3 separate regions of the Homo sapiens genome follow, and regions 1 and 3 are each linked to region 2. A link is a contact called in ENCODE Hi-C or POLR2A ChIA-PET data. All regions are on one chromosome and are shown on one strand. The core of a region is the stretch at or near the end of the contact, and the rest is flanking DNA. Distances in the headings are between cores, read along the strand shown. Region 1 holds the start of PPP2R2D (protein phosphatase 2 regulatory subunit Bdelta). Region 2 holds the start of C10orf143 (chromosome 10 open reading frame 143). Region 3 has its middle 280 kb from the start of LINC02667.

The links. A loop is a pair of places that touch in the nucleus more often than their neighbours do. ChIA-PET counts read pairs that join two places held with the same protein, here RNA polymerase II (POLR2A). Pooled maps may share reads with other maps.
Region 1: a map of CD8-positive, alpha-beta T cell shows a loop between it and region 2 (17-fold over the local background). The contact joins the promoter of PPP2R2D here to the promoter of C10orf143 in region 2. A Hi-C loop is called at or near these places in 7 of 168 maps with a recorded cell type or tissue (B cell, CD14-positive monocyte, CD4-positive, alpha-beta T cell and 3 more), 14 of 37 single-sample maps with no recorded cell type and 20 of 50 pooled maps. POLR2A ChIA-PET finds 5 or more read pairs at or near these places in 5 of 52 experiments (A549, CD4-positive, alpha-beta T cell, HEK293T and 2 more).
Region 3: a loop to region 2 is called in a map of mammary epithelial cell, with 4 times the contacts of the local background. The contact joins the enhancer-like site here to the promoter of C10orf143 in region 2. A Hi-C loop is called at or near these places in 2 of 168 maps with a recorded cell type or tissue (mammary epithelial cell and naive thymus-derived CD4-positive, alpha-beta T cell), 2 of 37 single-sample maps with no recorded cell type and 9 of 50 pooled maps.

The regions. Positions count from the first base shown.
Region 1 is chr10:131,899,638-131,902,337 of GRCh38, forward strand. PPP2R2D (protein phosphatase 2 regulatory subunit Bdelta) reads left to right here and starts at 1,371. Exons shown (of 9, transcript NM_018461.5): 1 at 1,371-1,518; 2 at 1,601-1,693. The coding sequence starts at 1,512. RefSeq lists an enhancer at 631-730 and silencers at 971-1,480, 1,551-1,950, 2,131-2,180.
Region 2 is chr10:130,109,558-130,112,257 of GRCh38, forward strand. C10orf143 (chromosome 10 open reading frame 143) reads right to left here and starts at 1,273. Exons shown (of 4, transcript NM_001355042.2): 1 at 1,147-1,273. The coding sequence starts at 1,215. LOC102724883 (a long non-coding RNA gene) reads left to right here and starts at 1,736. Exons shown (of 3, transcript NR_188169.1): 1 at 1,736-2,559. RefSeq lists enhancers at 328-437, 598-777, 1,638-1,967, 2,448-2,577 and a silencer at 968-1,347.
Region 3 is chr10:128,628,508-128,631,207 of GRCh38, forward strand. No RefSeq gene overlaps it. Among named protein-coding and RNA genes, the nearest start is that of LINC02667, 280 kb to the right of the region's middle. RefSeq lists an enhancer at 338-1,537. Within about 2 kb of position 1,349, at least 2 of the 41 ENCODE cell types and tissues checked have a DNase peak (open chromatin) inside an H3K27ac peak, as active enhancers do; they include mammary epithelial cell, where a contact is called at or near this core.

The DNA of each region.
Region 1 (2,700 bases), core at 121-2,620, 1.8 Mb after region 2:
TCTCCAGTCACCCCGTGCAAGACTCCAACTCTCCCCATACACATTTCCTTCTTCCCTGATTTTTCTCTCCAGCTCCGACTTATTATGTATTTATTTCCTTATTGTCTGTCTCCCCCACTGAAAGGTAAGCTCTACCAGGGCTGAGATTTCTCTGCTCTGTTAACCTCTCACCCCCAGGGCTGTGGAGTGTGCCGCACGTGGCAGGAGCTGTCAATAAATAATATTAATGGAGTGGACGAATGTTCCTGATTTGCAGCGACTGTCTTTTAGTGGTGCAATACCATCAGTGCCCACCGCAGCTACCCTGAAAGAAGTTCTGATTCCGGACATCAATCCCATAGGGACAGTCCCCCTGATGATAGCTCGACTTCAGATTTTTCAACTTTACGACGGGTAGATTGGGTATTAGATGCATTTTTGACTTAGGAAGGGCTTATTTGCGGGGAGGGTAGCCCCACTGTAAGTCGAGGAGCACCCATGATCGCTCAGTATGCCAGAGAAAACCACCCGCAAATGAAACGATCGGCCCTGTTTCCCTAAGACTGCACTGGGAGCTCCAAGAACCCCTAAGGTAGCCATCTGGTGAGCAACGGTGCGCTCCGAAAGGGAGGTGGACAGGATTGGGAGACCGAGGCCGGCAGATGGCTCGAGCCCAGGAGTTCGAGACCAGCCTGAGCAACATAGACCCCCGTCTCTACAAAAAATTTAAAAATCAGCGAGCCTGGCGGCGCGTGCCTGTGCTCGCAGCTACTTCCGAGGCTGAAGCAGTAGGATGGATTGAGCCCAGGAGGTCGAGGCTTTTAGGGAGTCGAGATCGCGCCCCCGCACTCCAGCCCGGGGAACAGAGCGAGACTCCGCGTCGGGGGCAGTGGGCGGGAGGCAGCGCTCAGGTACGGCGCGCTCAGGTGAGGCCGGCCCACATGCCCGCCCACCGCCGCCAAGCGCGTCCTCCATTGGCGGTTCCACGGAGAACCCACGTTTCCATTGGCCGATGCGGGATGGGGGCGTGTCCGGCCAAGCGGCGCCCTGAAGGCGTGTCCGGCCGCAGCTTAGGCTCTCCGGGAGTCCCCGGAGAGTAGGGGCGGCCGGCGGCGCTAGTCTTCTGGGGAGCGCCGGGTGCACACCGGACCACTGCGGGAGGCCTAGGGCCGAGGGCCGAGGAGCTGGCCTGCGCCCGGCGACCCCGGCTTCCCTCCGCAGTCGCCCAGGCGTCCCTTCCCCCCTACAGCCGAGCGGCGCCGGGCGCAGGCGCATTGGGCGCCCCCGGCAGCCCCCGCGGCCCGCCCCGTCCGCTGCCCGTCCGAGGAGGCGGAGGGCGATGACGTCATCGAGCGGGGCGACGGGCATTGGGCGCCATTTTGAAAAGGGAAAAAAATCCCTCCCCGGCGGCGGCGGCGGCGGCGGCGGCGCCGGCGGTGGTGGCGGCCCCGGGGCTGAGCGCTCGGCTGCAGCGGCGCGGAGGCCGTCTCCCTGGTCTGCCGCGGTCCCCGCCCGTCCCGCCGCCGGCTGCCATGGCAGGTGAGGGGTCTGCGCGGGCCGGCGGGGACCACGGGGGCGGGCGGGGGCCGCGGCCGGCCTGACCGCCCCGTTGTGTTTGCAGGAGCCGGAGGCGGCGGCTGCCCCGCGGGCGGCAACGACTTCCAGTGGTGCTTCTCGCAGGTCAAGGGGGCCATCGACGAGGACGTGGCCGAAGGTGAGCCCCGCGCCGCGCCCCGCCCCGGGACCCTCGCGGACAGCTCCCAGCCCGGCCGCGCGCGGCCTCCGGGCCCCAAGCGTCCGTGGAAGGCAGGCAGGAGGATGGGGGCCGGGCGGGGCAGGGGCCAGGGGCCGAGCTGGGGGCCGTGATCGGGGGGCGGCCGTCCTCTGTCCGCTGTCCCGGCCCGCGGGGCACGGGCGGAGGCGTCGGGCCCGCGGCGGGACTTATGTAAGTCACCAAGGTCACGGGCGGCCGGGTCCTCCGAACCCAGCGCCTGGGGCTGCCTCCTGCCCGGGGCGGAACCGAAGCCCGGGGCTGCCTCCTGCCTGGGGCGGAACTGAGGAGACCGCGGCGGAGCCGGGGACGGGAACGGAGTCCATATCGTGCGCTCGGGCAGCGCGGCACAATGGCCCAGAGGCTGGGAACGCGCCTAGGGCTGGGTCGGGGCCTCGGCCCCCACCAGGCTCTGCGTTTCATCGGCGGTGCGCTCTTGAGCGAGCTGGTTGCCTCGGCTCCCTGATTCTTAAGGTCTGCTTTCTGCGGTTCTAAAATCCTTGAATTTTACTGTGAGGTACTGCTACTTTCTCTACTGATATATTTTAAGGTCTCTATTCCAGATTTTAGTCTTGAACTTCATGGTATTACTTGAAGTTCACTGGTCTTTTCCTTAAATCATACTCTCAAATTGGCCCAGGCACAAAGTTTTAGGGTGGTGGGAGGGAACTGGGAAGTGCCTCCCACCCCAGCTTCCCATGAAGCTTACCTGTCACCTTAAAGTTAAAAAGCTATGTAGCTTTCCTTTTTCACCGTTGAATGGAGAACTTGGTCGAGTCTTAGAAGTTTGATTAATATTTCAGATTCAGAGTCATAGTGACTTTTTTGTTGTTGTTCATACATCTTACTGAACATTGTAAACCTTTAACCTTTTCTTAAAAATGATTGGTGTTTGCACCAAATACACCTTCCCTGCCTCAAGTTACTAAAAGCCCCTTGTCAGACGTCCT
Region 2 (2,700 bases), core at 23-2,522:
TATTACTGTACTATACTATTACTATACTACATTACTATACCATATTATTACTATATTACTGGGGTAACCTGCACCCTAGTAATATAACAATTGGTACCTGGAGGAGGGGTGCGGCTGTGATAGAAACCTAAGTGGTACTGGCTTCACGGCCAGGCAGTGAGTAGTGAGGAAAGAGATGGTGCAGGGTAGAAAGCTAGTCATTCCCGCTACGCAGTAAAGACATCTAAAAAAATGCTGCCTGTATTAACTGGGAAGACGGATCCTGCACTTACCAAGCCTGTGTAGCTCTAGAAGAAAAAAAAAAGCAAATATGCGGTATGTTGGCTGCTCACTGCTGCCCCTAGCGAGGAACTTTGAAATAAACGAGGTTAAGTAAGAACTGGCCAATTTGCAAGCAGAGGTGGAAGATAAAATACAGGAATGCCAAGCAGCTCTGTCTTCCAGCTCCAATCCTGCAGTACTTCTTTCAGTGCCCCTAAGACGCTAAGCTCCTTCCTCCAACACTGTTTTTTGTCACCTCCCATCCTGCCTACCCCCGGTCATCCTTCAAGTCTCACACATACCTGACTTACCCACGCACCCTGGGATCTTGTGCAAGTCTCCCCATTACCATCTCATCTTACCCTCTGCTCATCAGTTAATGGACTCAGCCCAAGAAGCACTAACACGCTCAATGCCGGGTAATTTTCTGCGCGTGTTCGCTCCCCACGTACTCGTCCCCCAACACCCAGCCCTGGGCCTGGCACGTGGCAGGCGCTCAGTGAACGAGACTCAGGAACAGTCAGGTGTAGACGGCAGGAGAAGACATGACACGGATACCAAGCACCCGAGGTCCTGCAATGAGTCTCGGCCCATGTTTTAGGGAGCCTGGGTCTGGAGCCCCAGTGAGCGTGTGGGTCAGGAAGGTGCCCGAGCTCCGCGCCCGACCGCGCAGGCGCGAAACCGGGAGAGCGGCGTCACAACCCCGCCCTAACAGGCCACGCCCATCACTGGCCACGCCCTCCCAGGGACGTACGCGAGCGTGCGAGTGTCTTGGGCCAGGCCTCCTCACAGGCAGGGCCGCGCCGGCAAAAACGAGGCGCGGTGGGAACCCGCCCAGGGGCCATCCGCCCTCCCGTCCCTAACGCCCAGGCCCCGGGGGCTCACCACGTCCCCCGGAACCTGCAGATCCTCCGCCCTCCGCTGTCGCCAGCGGCCGAGCGCTAAGCTGTCCATGCAGCCCCAGGGTCAAACCCTCCCGGCATCTCAGGCCTGGCCGAGGCCCGCGCACCACGCCCCCTTCCGCACAAGGCCCTGGGGAGCCAATAAGGAGAGGGAGGGGCGGGACGCCGCGGGAAGCGCGAGAGCACCAAGGCGAGGACCGCAGGCAGGAGTAGCAGAGACCAGAGTCTTCTGAGACTATTGGGATGCTGTGGGCGTTGTCCGTCTGCCCCAAGTCATTACTTCGCAGAGAGGTCCCTGCATATCTCTGCTTGTCGCTTCTCCCTTCACAGGAGCAGCCGTGGGGCTCTAAAGAAAGCATTCTTTCAGGATCCCGCCAAACTTTTGACAACACCCCGTGGATCGGCTGGAGGAGCGCCCGCCTCCTCTGTCTTATGATTGGTTGTTAGGCCTCGTGGGGAGCCGTCTCCCTGTGGCTGGTTGGCTAATAGATGGCGCAGCGGGTCAATTAGCTTGAGCGAGACAGCGGGTGTTTCTGGGAGTTGTGGTCCGCAGGGCTGCCTCGCTTCCGGGTGGGAGCTGCTGTTGCCGCGGTGGGAAGACGCAGAGCTTTCAGGCCAGCCCCGCGCGGCTCACGGCTTTTGTGGCTGGTGGCTGGTGGCTGCTGGTTGGGAGGCCCCGGAAGGACTTCTACTCCTCCGTAGGCTGGAGGGCACTAGGAGGTCGCAGGTGCTGAGCTGCCGGGGCCTTTGGGCTGTGCTGAAGGGGAAAAGCGCAGCCACTGTCGGGAGTGTGTGCTGTGGAGGCAGTTGCCGCGGTGATGTTCGCTCCGCCTGGCCCCTGCCGGGGATTCAGCCAACCAACCCTCAACAGCCGGCGGCGGCTCAGTCTCTGGCCCGGCGCGGTGCTGAGCACCACTGAGCCCTCATCTTAGGGCACCGAGGCCCGGACTCCTGCAGCCGCATGTCCAGGCCCCTCCTGCCTTAGCACGGAGCTCCCTTGACTGCTCCAAACAGCCCAGACTGGCGCCTTTTTTGGATAAATTAAAACGGGGCCAATCCGTTGCCAGCGATTGGCTAACGATGGGTACACGACCTAGTACGGGCCAGGGAGAAGTAAGCGAGGTCTGTTGAGGCAGAGTTTCGGGAAAGATCTTCTAGTTAAAAGGGGAGTTGGGTGGGTGGGGGCTGTTTTCTTCCTGTTGTCCTTGCCCAGTGTAAGTTTCCTGGAGCTGCAGCAGCCTTTTTGTCACCATGAGGGCAGCTGGTGGGAACCCTAGGAAAGCAGGAAATCACCTAGAGCCGGAACAGCCTGAGCCTCTGAACCAACCCACAGCTGACTACCCGTCACTTTGTCGTGTCTCTGTGATTTGAGTCCATCATTCTGCTGCAGTTGAAGGTATCCTTTGACAAAGCCCTGTTCTTAACCATTATGGTGAAACGCATGAATCCCTCTTCGGGCTATTTGCTGCATGATCCTCAGCAAATTAAATAGTTAATCTCCCTCAGTTTCCTCATTTATAAAGGATAGGATGATAAA
Region 3 (2,700 bases), core at 99-2,598, 1.5 Mb before region 2:
CTAATAGCATAGAATCTGGCCACTTTGGTTGAATTGATCTATTGTGGACGTTTCACATGATTTTTATTGATATTTTTCTCTTCTGCAAGCCTCGGAATGTGAGAGGAATTCTACTACAATGGCTTCATACTGAATTTTTAGTGAGAGGAAAAGCTGGTTTTAAATTGGTGATAATCAGATGTCTATTTTGAGGGGGCGCGAGGGGGATGACAATGGCTAATATGTAATAAAAACAAACACAACCTTTAGCCCCAGATGCCTCTGGGCCCATGAGTGCCTGTCCCTGTACCTGTGGGAGAAGGCCACACCTGCATTTCCGGGGCGAATCGGCATGTTCTAAAAGCAGGTCCTGCGGACACACTTGCACGGCAAATAGGGCCAGGCCCTCCCTCAGCTTTTTAACAGGTGGTGAAGTTTCCACAGGAACTTAATTTTCCTCTTTTTTGTAGGAGAAACTGTTTGTTTCTGGGCTTGAGGGAGGGAATGAAACCAGCAAAGATGAAGAAGTTGAGGACACAGGGATGGGGTCTGAGAGAGGGACCAGCCACAAAGTGGCTCTGTGGGCCACTTTCATGAGTTTTCCCATGTCGCATTGCCCTGGGATTAAAAAAAATAATTGTGATAACAGATACATAACATAAAATTTTCCATGTTAATCACCTTAAGTGTATAATTCTGTGGCATTAAGTACATTCACAATGTTATGTAACCATCACCACCTACCTATTTTCAGAACTTTCTCATCTTCCCAGACATTAACTATCATTGAAAGTGCTCTTTGTTCCCCCTCCCCCAGGCCCTGGCAACCTCTTTTCTACTTTCTGTCTCTATGAATTTGCCTATTTAATTTGCTTTTCCCTACCGGCTAGTAATGAGTGTCCTTGTCCGTGCTCGTTGGACACGTCCTGGGTTTTCATCTGTATTACAGATAAATAGGAAATGACACCCCATGTCCTGGTCTTCATCCAGGTGAGTCACCCACACCACTTTGTCCAGTCTGAACCTGCAAGTGACAGCATGACTCACCCCTGCTGGAGGGAGAGCAAAGAGTCAGTGGTGAGGGGAGGCCTGCATCTTCTTGAAGAAGGTGGCTCTGACTCAGAGGCCCAGAGGAGTGTCCCTGCTGGAGTGTCCCCTGCAGTTCCGGGTGGCTAGTGCTGGCTGTATTAACATGAGCCTTGGGCCAGATGGTGCCACTCCGGGGGCCCTGGCTTCTGTGACATGTCTACTGGCTCTCTGAGCCACCCAACCCAGGAATGGCCAGAGCTCGCCGGCCCTGCCTGTCTGAGAAGAGAAACAGCTGAGTGACTGACATCCTGGGGCCGTGGGCTGGCAGGGCCCTCACCTCTCTATAAGACTGGACTCCCACCAGACGTCTTTGCAGGAGTCACCGTCTCCTCCGGAGGTGCCGCCTTCAATTATCAGCATCCAAGGCCCGCCCACTCTGTCCAGGAACCAGGGCCTGACTCAGGGACCCGAGAGGCAGAGGCTGGTTTCTTGTTTTCCTTCAACGAAGTCAGCCAGCTTAATCTCACCTTGCCTACATCACAGAGAAGATAGGACAGATTCTGGGGACATCCCGAAATTAACTGTGAAGTGTAGACATTTGCTATTGAATAACTTAAACATTAATGTAATTTAGGCCACATGGCTACTGAGCTTTAGAATTTATAAAGCCTCTCTCTGCAGATGAAAATGTTCATTTAACCAAATGGAAAAAATATTTTTACATGTCTCATGTCCATACAAGATTTATGAAGCCCGTGTTTTTATTTATCAAAATGTGTTGTCATGTGGCCAAATTCACACTTTAAGACTAGGCAGCAGGTGCTCAAACACTGTCAATTCAAAGGTGCTGGAAGGGACCTCGCTCAAATTCCTTGATATTGTTTGCCTGTGTCCCCACCCAAATCTCATCTTGAATTGTAGTTCCCATCATCCCCACAGGTCATGGGAGAGACCAGGTGAAGATAATCGAATCATGATGGCCGTTTCCCCCATCCTGTTCTCAGGATAGTGAATGAGTTCTCACGAGATCTGATGGTTTTATAAGGAGCTCATCCCCCACTTCGCTGGGCACTTTTGCCTCCTGCTGCCGTATGAAGAGGGACGTGTTTGCTTTCCCTCTGCCATGATTGTAAGTTTCCTGAGGCTTCCGTAGCCCTGCTGAACTGTGAGTCAATTAAACCTCTTTCCTTTATAAATTACTCAGTCTCAAGTATATCTTCATTAGCTGCATGAGAACAGATTAATACACTCCCCGTGAACTACTCTAAGGAGAGAGCGGGTCTCCACGCGGCCTCGGTGTGTGCTCAGAACTTCTGACACTAGCAACCTGGCAGCCCAGCCCGGCGGGGTTCTGTTCTCTCTGCTGCATGGTTTAGCGTGTGGTCATAGTGTGTGTAGGATGGAGACTGAAGGAATCATCCTTCACGCTGATTCATCTGGAAGAAAAGCCAAGCCCTAATTTTTTAAGCTGAGGGCTCCATGTGTTTATGTATTTAGCACCTCAAGACAGGAGGAAATAATTAGTGGTTTGAGAACACGTTAACAAAAAGCAAGAGCTCTTTCAACCTTCGGGCTCATAATATACGTAATTGTAAAGTAACAAGCATACCAGAAGGAAACAATACTCTTTTGTGATGGGGAGGTTACCCCTCCACCCACCTCCTATACCCCGTGGGATAGCCACAGCATGGA